Linked DNA regions of Homo sapiens: region 2 is linked to region 1. Evidence: chromatin contacts called from ENCODE Hi-C or POLR2A ChIA-PET data. All regions are on one chromosome and are shown on one strand. The core of a region is the stretch at or near the end of the contact, and the rest is flanking DNA. Distances in the headings are between cores, read along the strand shown.

The links. A loop is a pair of places that touch in the nucleus more often than their neighbours do. ChIA-PET counts read pairs that join two places held with the same protein, here RNA polymerase II (POLR2A). Pooled maps may share reads with other maps.
Region 2: a map of chondrocyte shows a loop between it and region 1 (2.9-fold over the local background). The contact joins the promoter of PAGE5 here to the promoter of VCF2 in region 1. A Hi-C loop is called at or near these places in 3 of 168 maps with a recorded cell type or tissue (Caco-2, Calu3 and chondrocyte) and 2 of 50 pooled maps. POLR2A ChIA-PET finds 5 or more read pairs at or near these places in 1 of 52 experiments (GM12878).

What each region holds. Positions count from the first base shown.
Region 1 is chrX:55,159,149-55,164,528 of GRCh38, reverse strand. It overlaps VCF2 (VCP nuclear cofactor family member 2), which reads left to right and starts at 3,344. Exons shown (of 3, transcript NM_001166701.4): 1 at 3,344-3,392; 2 at 5,301-5,380. The coding sequence starts at 3,373. RefSeq lists enhancers at 2,555-3,055, 3,056-3,556, 3,382-3,681.
Region 2 is chrX:55,218,055-55,223,333 of GRCh38, reverse strand. PAGE5 (PAGE family member 5) reads right to left here and starts at 2,988. Exons shown (of 5, transcript NM_001013435.3): 1 at 2,882-2,988; 2 at 1,871-1,959; 3 at 1,459-1,567; 4 at 588-713. The coding sequence starts at 1,951.

The sequences.
Region 1 (5,380 bases), core at 2,095-4,594:
TAACACTTCAGTTCCATATTAACTTCTACATCTGATTTTTTGGTGTTTTTACTGTTACCGTTTCACGGCTGCAAGAAGATCTTGATTTTCACAATATATTTATCGCTAATCTGTATCTTGGGAAAAAGAGAACCTCACTTTAAAAATAAACAAGTTACAAGTAAAGGATGGAAGAAGATATACCCTGCAAACATGAACCACATAAAAACTCAAGGTGTCAAATTAATACCTCACAAAGCACTCTTTATAGTGGAGATTATTACAAGGGACAAAATCGGACATTACATAATAATCATGAGATCTGGTCATTTAAAAGTGTGTGGCGCCTCCCTCCCCTCCTCCAACTCTCTCTCTCTCTTGCTCCTGCTTTTGCCACGTGAAGTGCTTGCTCCTGCTTCACCTTTTACCATGAGCAAAAGCTTCCTGAGGCCTCCCCAGAAGCTGTTACCAGAAAGGGGTCCCGATCCAGATCCCAAGAGAGGGTTCCTGGATCTCGCCCAAGAAAGAATTCAAGGTGAGTCCACAGTGCAAAGCAAAAGCAAATTTATTAAGAAAGTAAAGTGGTGAAAGTACAGCTACTCTACAGACAGAGTAGGATATTCCCAAAAGTAAGAAAAGGAATGCATCCACCCTAGGTACAATACTCGTTTATATACAGGATAAAAAAGATTATGGGGAGATGTGCTCTGCTACAAGGGTTTGTGATAAAGGATTAATTTTCTTAATTACTATATCTTGCAAGAATTGATATTATGATCTTTAAAGCAAAATTAGGAATGCTTCTGTTCTCAAGATATTGGGATATCACGACACTCCTAAGTCTGGGTCTGTTCAGTAAAAACATCTAGAGGCTAGAAATACCTAATTTTCTGAGAATGCAGCCAAGCAAATCCCAGCCTCCTTTTTCCTAGATTTTTCCTATTTTTTCAAGATAGAATTGCTCTGGTTCGAACGCCTCTGACAAATCCGGCGCCATGCTTTCTGTACAGCCTGCAGAACCATGAGCTAATTCAAACCTCTTTTCTTTATAAATTACCCAGACTCCAGGTATTTCTTTACAGCAATGCAAGATGGCCTAATACATGGTCTGCATTGCTTAGGAGTCTCATGTTGATTGCAGTGTCCTCAGTGGTTTCTGAAGGAAGGCTAACTTATCTCCCAAATCCTGCTGGTGATGCTGATTTGCTCACGTATGTCTGTGGCTGGTGTAACTTGCATTTTTGTCTCTCTCATCTTGGTCAGAATCTGGTACTCCCTGGCTGACTCAGCCTCAGCCCATGTGTGCTAGCTTCTGCAGACCCCTCTGAATCTGGGCTTCATCCTCCCTTCAGCCCCTGGCCAGGGTTGTCCACTCCACAGCCTCAGCTGCAAGGTAACCTAGTCCTTATCTGGCTTAAGCTTGCCCCATGGTAGCACCCCTGGCTCTTGAATCAGCCACTTTCCATACCCTCCAACCCCTCCACCTTCCTCAGAGAATGCAGCCCCTTGGGGTCTCACCTACAACACAGCAATAACCAAGATCAGCTCTTGAAAGCAAAATCCCTCATTTCTAACCATCTATTTGCCCACTTTGTAGACGATAGCATGATCCGATAGACATGGAGAACATGGTGATTCAAGTAAAAGGAATGATCATTACAAAAGCTTGTTCCTTGAGAATGTGGAAGGGCATGGGATCCAAGTGAAGGGTGTTAAGGAAAAAAAATTATTCATGGCATTTGTTAAAGAACGGTAAGGCAGACTTCATTCAGGACCATCAAGATAGGTGTAGGGACCACTGCTATGGGGTTTTGCAGTGAAGGGAGAGAAACTGGGTTCCACTCCAAATACAACAACGAAAAGTGGAAATTTATAGCCAAGGAGCAGGGTGGGGAGCAATGGACGGAAAATTACTAAGAGGAAACACCACGGGTAAGGGGGTATTGTGGCTAAATTGAACTAACAGGATTGTTGGTGAAGGTGGGCCAGGGTGACTAGACATCACCTGGGGGATGAGGAACCTAACTGAGATATTGATGATGGGAAATTCTAACTAAACTGACTTAGCAGGATTCTTGTTAAAATTGCACAATGCAGCGACAAACATGGCAGTCTAAAAGTCCCCTGTCCAGGGCTGTCTACTCCACAGCCTCGGCTGCAGGGTCACCTAGCCCCTAGCTGGGTTAGGCTTCCTTTATGGCATGATCTTTAGTTCTTGAATCAGCCACTTTCCACATCTTCCCTTCCATCCTCAGGGAATGCAGCCCCCTGTGAGATCACCTACTTAACAGCAAGAACCAGGATCAGCCTAAACTCTAGCACTCCCTTTGCCAACTTTTTAGATAATAAATACAGATAGAGGAACATGATAATTCAGGAGAAAGCATAACTGCAAAGGATGATCCCTTAAGAAGGTGGAAGGCATAGGATCCAGGTGAAGGGCCTGGTCTCAAGTAGGATCCTGTCTCTTCCTCCAGGGAAGCAGCCAAGATTATAAGTGCAGGTCTACTGCTGTTGGGAAGTGGTGTGAATTCTTCTCTGATTGCTTCTATTTTCTCAAGGGAATATCAGTGAATATCATGAGAAAATTGGGTGCTGGTGCTTGTGGAGGGATCTTGTAAGTAGACTAGACAGAGAAGGTACACTTGTGGAGGGTGTACATTGTTTGTCTACTTGGCGGCGGGGGGACTGCCAGGAGAGTAGGGAGGAGAGAGTTAATAGCTTTGGGTAAGCTGGCTAAGGAAGGTGAATGGTGAGGAACGCGGTTGTGGTTAGTGGAGAGGAGGCCTCCTTGAGGCTAAAGGCTGTGGATGCTGGGGCACTGGAAGAGGTAGCTGTTAGGACACGATCGGGTGCTGCCCGTTATGAGAATGGGGGATGCAAGAAATGGACATCGTGGAGGGGCGCGGTCTTTCCTGAGGCCCAGGGCATGACCGCGGGCAGAAGAGACTTAAGTGGGGGGAAGGAGACCCCCCCGAGGACGGAGAGGCGCCGGCCACGGCCTGGTCAGCCCCGGGGGCGCTGAGGTCGCCGAGGAGGATCAGCGGTGTGAGGGCTGCGAGGACAGGGCGTGTGCCACGTGAGAAGCGTGTTCAGAGGCTGGCTGGGTGGGAGGAGAATGTCCATGGGATTGGCACAGGTCTCGAACATGGGGCGGCTCGGGCAGTCGCGCAGCAGAGCCTGACCCTCAGCGGATCGTCCCTCAGGCGTCAGCTCCCAACTGCAGGGAAGGGAGCCTGCGGCGGACCCAGAGGAAACAGGAGCCGACCTCCCCGGGCTCCGATGCGCAGGCCCAGAGCCCGTCAATCCTTGGCCAGCCCCGCCCTCCGGGCTGCGTTTTTCCGGCGGCGCAGGAACTTCCTGCGCGGTTGCTATGGTTCCGAGGGCAGGACTATGGGAGGCTGCCCTGTACGGTAAGTTCGTCGGGGCCTTTCCGGCCGGTACCAGTCCGAGCTCTGGTCCCCACGGTCATCACGCTTTGCTTTCTCAGCCAAGATCTCGGGGCTCAGGGCGGAAACGCAGCGGATATGTATTTTCTTCCGGGGTTGGTGGCGCTCGGCTCTCATGACCTGCAGGTGACAGTGTTGGCCGGTGGCGCGGCCCTGCTTGCCTCGTGCCCCGCCCTTCGTGCTTGAAAAAAAATCCCGCGAAGCCTTCTCCGAAAGAACATGCTGGTTCTTTGGTTGTCAGTGCCTTACAAGCCCTGGAGGCGGGGGTGAGGTGGGGATGTGGTCCCTCGCGAAAACTCAGTCAGTGGACAATAGCATTCTGTTTTTCAAATTGGCATTTCCTCGGTGAGGCTGCTAGGTACCCTAGCAACTGGTATTTCTGTTTCTCTGATTGGTTTTGTCATCTTTCTCCACGTGTTACTGGGGTTCTATGGACCTTTATCAATGTATTCTTTCATTACAAACGTCTCTGAATCTCATGGTAGAAAACTTGGTTAGACTGTTAAAGCGTAATAAAGGAAACCAATCTTATCCACAGTCCGATCACCCAGCCGTGACCATTAATCATATTCTGTGATAAATTTCCTTAGATGTTTTTCATTCGTAAAGTTGCATTTTAAAAAATGAGATTAACATTGTTTCATGAACATTCCGCTTTTTAAACTCAGCTTCACACTTTGAAAAATCATTTTCATAGTATTACTCTGTTTTAAAAACAATGCAAACGTATTGTAAGCTGTTGAAAGTTTCAGTAAAACTTGAGCGCAAAATACTCAAATACTCAAAATACCATGATCAAAGACAAACATCACCATGCTCCCTAATGAAGGCAGAGCTGTGGCATGTGTTTGTTTCACTCTTTTATCCTGGCACCTGGAGGAGTGCCTAGCACTTAGTGGATGCTCAATAAACATTGTGAAATAAAATAATATTTACACCCGGTCATTTTTTCTTTATATATAATCAATCATTTCATAATGGAGTGTAATATAGGAGCAGTTTTCTACGTGATTTTTTATTTGGCATTTTGTACTCAGTACTCAGTCTCCTAGAGTCTCCTAGTACTCAGTCTCCTAGAGATGAGAATTGATTAAAGAGTAATGAAATTATAAAAATGAGTAAACTCAGCCATTCTTAGGAGTACCAAAAACTCAAAAGTAAGTCTCTAAGCAAATGTCTGGTTAATAATAGAGTGCTGTGAAAACTATGTCAAACGCTGCAATCTGATTACTTATTGACAAGGAACTTGAAACTGAAGATGTAATCTTACCAATCATTGAAAACAATTTTGAGAAAAGAATGTTTCAAGGAAGTAATCAGCCACAATCTCATGGTGACAATCTAGTGGAGTAACTATGTCATAATATTAGCTGGTATAGCAACAGTAAGTGCCTAACCACATTCAGCATACAAGAAATATCTCTTCAGTGTCGCTACACCACTGGCATAAGAACTTAAGAGTAGACACTGGCAGACACACATGTCTTACGATCTTATTGAAGGAGTTAAAAATCACTTACCCTGGAATTGTAACTTCATGGAGTCAAAACAATGAAACTAATTAGGTAGATTTTGAAAACTTAGCTATTAAATTCCTCATATTCTTTATTTTCAAGGATCATTTAAGGTTATGAAAATTATTTCTAGAAATGAAATGCACAGCTTGGCTTTACTTAGAGTTCTTGTATTACATTTTTTTATCTTCATGCCTGGTAATGGAGTACTTATATGACTTTTATATCTTGGGATAGCAGATAGTGACATTTTTTCAGACAAGTTCTCATATATGTATGTTGTCACGGCTTTACAATTTAAGCATCCAAAAGATCAGTTGTTTCATGTAACAACTCTCTCTTTACAATTTATTTTCAGGAAAAGAAGAAGAAATGGCAGTAAAGAGGGCAACCATCATTCCACCCAGCCCAAAAGGAATAAGAGAAACCCTATCTTTC
Region 2 (5,279 bases), core at 1,739-4,238, 59 kb before region 1:
AAACTGATGCTTATCATAAACATGTTATGTATTTGTTAAAAAACAGTCCTCTGTAAAAATACCTGAAAATTATTGGCTGTTGGTTACATGACTTACATTTAAAAGTTAGAAAACCTTTTCTTATCTTTCTTTTAAAAATGACACATGAAATCATATATATTTATCATGTAAAACATGATGTTTTAAAATATACATACATTGTAAAACGGCTCAACCTAATTAATATATGCATTATTTCATATAGCTGTGAAGACACTCAAAATCTACTCTCTTAGCATGTTTCATATCTTTCATATCGTAACTCAATTAGCTTTGACCCAATTTATTCTATCTCTTGAAGTTCTGGCCTCAAGTGGTCTTTCTGCCTCGGCTTCCCAAAGTGCTGGAATTAACAGCATGAGCCACCACACCTGGCCTTCTATCTCTGATAGTGTGTAAGGCAGCCATTTGGGGTCTGAACTACCTTCAAAGAATCTTTAGATGTGAAGTATGATATTAAAGTAGCAGTAATTTTACCTCTGTGTCACACAAAATACAATATTGTGAAAATAGAAACCCTATAATTTGCATCTTATTGAATAACATACCTGCTTCCAGCACTTTAGTGGGATCAAAAGTGGGCAGAGTCCCCTCCCTGACATCAGGACCATCTCCAGGTGCATCCTCTATCTTAAGCAGAGCCAGTTCCTGTTGAAAAGCTTCCACATCAGTCCCTTAAAGATAAAAAGTCGTCAATTTACGAATTAAAATATGAACTATGAACGAGGTAATAATATTTATTCCCTCATCATTGTGAAATAAAAACCTGTAGGCTAATTATTTCAGAAGTCTGTTGCCAGAAAAGCAGGAAAGCAGAAATGTTCAAACATTGCCCTTTCCTTTCCCAAGGCTGGCCCTAGACAACTTACTTGTTCCTTTTGTACTCATTTGTTCTTATTCTTATCACATTAAATCAGTGATTTGTTTGAGTCAGTCTGACTAGACTATGAGCTTTAGGCAAAAATTTGGCACTGACATCTCCGGCGCTTAGTATATTACACAGCATGAGGAAGCATTAATAAATGTGTTAAAAAGTATCTTATAAAAATACATGAGAGATGTCCGCAGATGGCAGACTAGGAAGCTGCAAGCTGCCATTCTTCCACAGAAGCATAAAACAAAACAAAACAAAACAAAAAACAGAAAATAGCTGAACAAACCATACAGGAACTCTGGAAAACACTCAAAGGTTTACGGCAACCATGCAAATACCCAATCAATAAAAAGCCTCCGTCAAAATGGTAGGAAAGTTTGTGGCTTTTTATGTGTCCTTGTCCCACCCCTCCGCACAGCAGCAGTAAGAAATGTTTAAGATTCCTTCCTAATGTTTTCTGTCCTCCTGTTACTGGTATGTCACAAAATATAATGCATAAATAGACCTCCACCACCCATAAGCATTATTCTCCACTCTCCCTTCACCTTGAACAGCAGGTGCTCCTTCATTTTTGATCTCCCCACTAGGTGCAATACCCTGATTATCAGTTGGTGGTTCCTCTTCTTGACGTTTTTCCTCAGTGGGCTGCTGGACCTAAGGGTGTAAGTGTGTGTGCGAATAAAAAGTCAATAATATAAACACACAAATGCATATGTGCATCGAATCATAAATCTAAAGACATTTTCCAATAGATATATATATAGAGAGAGAGTAAAATATCCATATCCATAAGGCAACACCAGAATATAATATTCCTGAACCAAAGTTGCCTTCATGAGATGCCATCATCATTTTTTATTAGCATGGAACACCTGTATCAGTGCATGTACACTCGCTCAAAAATATTTTTTAAAATAAAATGTGTTAATAGAAAACATCAAATGCTAAAGGACTCACAATCACAGGTCCAACTGGCTGGGAAGACTCTTGGTCATTTCCTCTTTCTGAGGATTGGGATCTTGTTACATGCTCACTCATATCTCTCACTGAAAACAAAATATTGTTATTTGGAAAAAGTGTGTAAGAACTTAGCTATATATATGAACATTCCATGGCAAAATGGTGATTTGTACTTTTTTAATTTTGAAAATATTTTCAAACTAAGTCACAGAGCATTGATAAGTACGCATGCTTTCCAATCAAACTAAGGACAGATTTGTTTGTATCATAGTCGAAGAGGCACAGAAAACACCTTAACGCCATAGCAAAAGACAGAGGACTTTTCTGAGTTTTGGCTTCACAATTAGACTCTCCATCATTTACACATTTAGGAAAAAAACGGGCAGAAAATTGAAACTGAAGTGACTGCTGCTTTCCTCCCACTCTGATATACTAGGGCCACCACCACCTCCTCCCCACTCCCCGAAAAATCAAGTTTTGTTGGAATGCACAGCCTCAACCATTCCTTTCCATGAGGTCCATGGCTGAGATGAGAAGTTGCGACACAGAGTTAAGGTTATGTTCCTCACTGGACACCTCTGCCAGGCACTCTACAGACCTCGGGGCCGTAGTCACCAGCCCACAGCGTTCCCAGTTTCCTGGCCCCTTCCTTACCACCCACACCATCCCTTCTCGCATCCCTAACGAAGAGTCCAGAAACTGTCCTCCCTCAGAGAGTTCCAGGCGTTTTCGGGACTCAGACACCTCTAACAGCACCCACCCCCAGGACTCGCACCATCTTCAGGCGATCTACCCCCTCCACGGCCTACCTTCCTCCCTCGTTCCAGCCCAGCCACGATTACCGGCCCATGGCGCCTGCATCAGGACCTGGGGGAAGGCGGAGGACCACCGCGAGGCCCTTTTCCCTCAAAGCCACGGACTGTGCCACGGGACCTGTCCTAAGCCCGCTGGCTCCTCCACACATTCACTCACAACTAAATTACCAGGAAGACCACTCTGCAGACCTACCGGCTGAGTCTCGGTCAGTGAGAAAGAACGAAGATGTTGGAAAGAACGAAGATGGCGGAAAGAACGAAGACACAACCTCTCCTTGCAGAGCTCTGCCTAGACAGAAGGTGGGCAGAAAGGCGCATGCGCAGCAACAGATCTGTGCAGCATGCGCACTCAGTGGGGTATTTGCCACGTGACTGAAGGTTTCCTGCCTCTGTGGAGAACCTAAACCACAAGCTCTTCTGACAACGAAAATGAACTTACAAAGCACTTTTCTTTTTCCCCCGCCCAACCTTCCTTTCACTTCCAATGGCGTTGGAGAATATGAGGCCCAGGTTACTCTAAGAAAACAATGTGTTTCGGACAAATTCGCCATCATAGAAATAAATATTATATATGTTAATACCCATTTTATATCTGCTTTCATAAATCATTTTCTTGTGCCTTCGCGAGTCTGCTGTCATGCTTGCAATGATCTTACCCACTCCAATATGATAAGACATTCATAGTTTTTGTTGCATGATTGTACATTCAAAATCATTGATCCGGGCCAGGCGCAGTGGCTCACGCCTGTAATCCCAGCCCTTTGGGAGGCCCAAGCGGGCAGATCACGAGGTCAGTAGATCGAGATCATCCTGGCTAACATGGTGAAACCCCATCTCTACTAAAAATTCAAAAAATTAGCCGGGCATAGTGGCACGCGCCTGTAGTCTCAGCTACTCGGGAGGCTGAGGCTGGATAATTGCTTGAACCCGGGAGGTGGAAGTTGCAGTGAGCCGAGATCGTGCCACTGCACTCCAGCCTGGGCAACAAAGTGAGACCTCATCTCAAAAAAAAAAAAAAAACAAAACAAACAAACAAAAAAAAAATTGATCCATCTGAACAAAATTAAGTGGTAGGGACTCTACATCATTTGTTGAATCCCTGTTTCACCCACTGTTTTGAAGTGGCTCTTTTATCATCACCTACATCCCCACTCAATTTTGTATGTAACTCTCTTATTTTAATTTTCTTCCATTGAGTCGTTTGTACCTGTACCACTAGTATACTATTTTAATTGCTGTAGCTTAATTATATTTGTAATGCGAAATAATGCTTGCCCTCCCTCATTGCTTTTTCCTTTTCTGTCTACTCTGACACATTTGTCTTTCAGATGAACTTCAGAATCATTTGATCAGGTGCTAAAATATTCCAGGTGAGACACTAGGTATTATTTTTAAATTACATCTTAACTTAGGGACAATATCTATCTTTCTATTTTAGAATTTCTCTATCCAAGAAAAAGCCACTCCTCATTTCCTCAAGTCTTTTTATGTATCCCTCACAATGACTGTGTTATTTGCTTCATATTAGTTCTTCACATTCAAATTAAATTTATTATTGGGCATTTTTATTGTTCTATTCCCTTCTGGACAGATGTTTGCTTTCACTTCACTATGTTTTTCATAGAAGTCAAACAATCTCTGTTCGCAAACAATATGATTCTATACCTAGAAAATCCCAGATTCTCTGCCAAAAAGATCCTTGATCTCATAAACTACTTCAGGAAAGTTTCCGGATACAAAATTAATGTACAAAAACCCGGAGCATTTCTATACACCAGCAACCTTCAAGGTCAGAGCCAAATCAGAAACACAATCCCATTCACAATTGCCACAGAAACAATAAAATACCTAGGAATGCAGGTAACTAGGGAGGAGAAAAGTCTCTACTATGACAACTACAAAACACTGCTTAAAGAAATCAGAGATGACAAAAACAAATGGAAAAACATTCCATGCTCGTGAACAGGAAGAAGCAATGTTGTCAAAAGGCCAAACTGCAGTTTATAGATTCAATGATATTCCTATTAAACTACCAATGACACTCTTCGTGGAATTAGAAAAAAAAACTACTTTAAAATTCATATGGAACCAAAAAAGAGCCCGAATAGCCAAGGCAATCCTAAGCAAAAAGAATGAAGCCAGAGGCATCATATTACCTGACTTCAAACTATAATATGAGGCCATGGTAACCAAAAAAGCATTGTACTGGTACCAAAACAGTCACATGGACCAATGAAATAGAATACACCGTCCAGAAATAATGCTGCAAACCTCACACCTATTACCATCTGATCGTCAACAAACTCAACAAAAGCAAGCAATATAGAAAGTATTCCCTATTCAATAAATGGTCCCAGGATAACTGGCTAGCTTATGCAAAAGATTGAAACTGGATCACTTCTTATACAAAAATTAAGTAAAAATGGATTAAGAACTTAAGTATAAAACCTAAAACTATAAAAATCCTGGAAGACGACCTAGGCAATATCATTCTAGACATAGGAATGGGCAAAGATTTCATAACGAAGATGCCAAAAGCCATTCCAACAAAAGCGAAAATTGACAAATGGGATCTAATTAAACTATAGAAC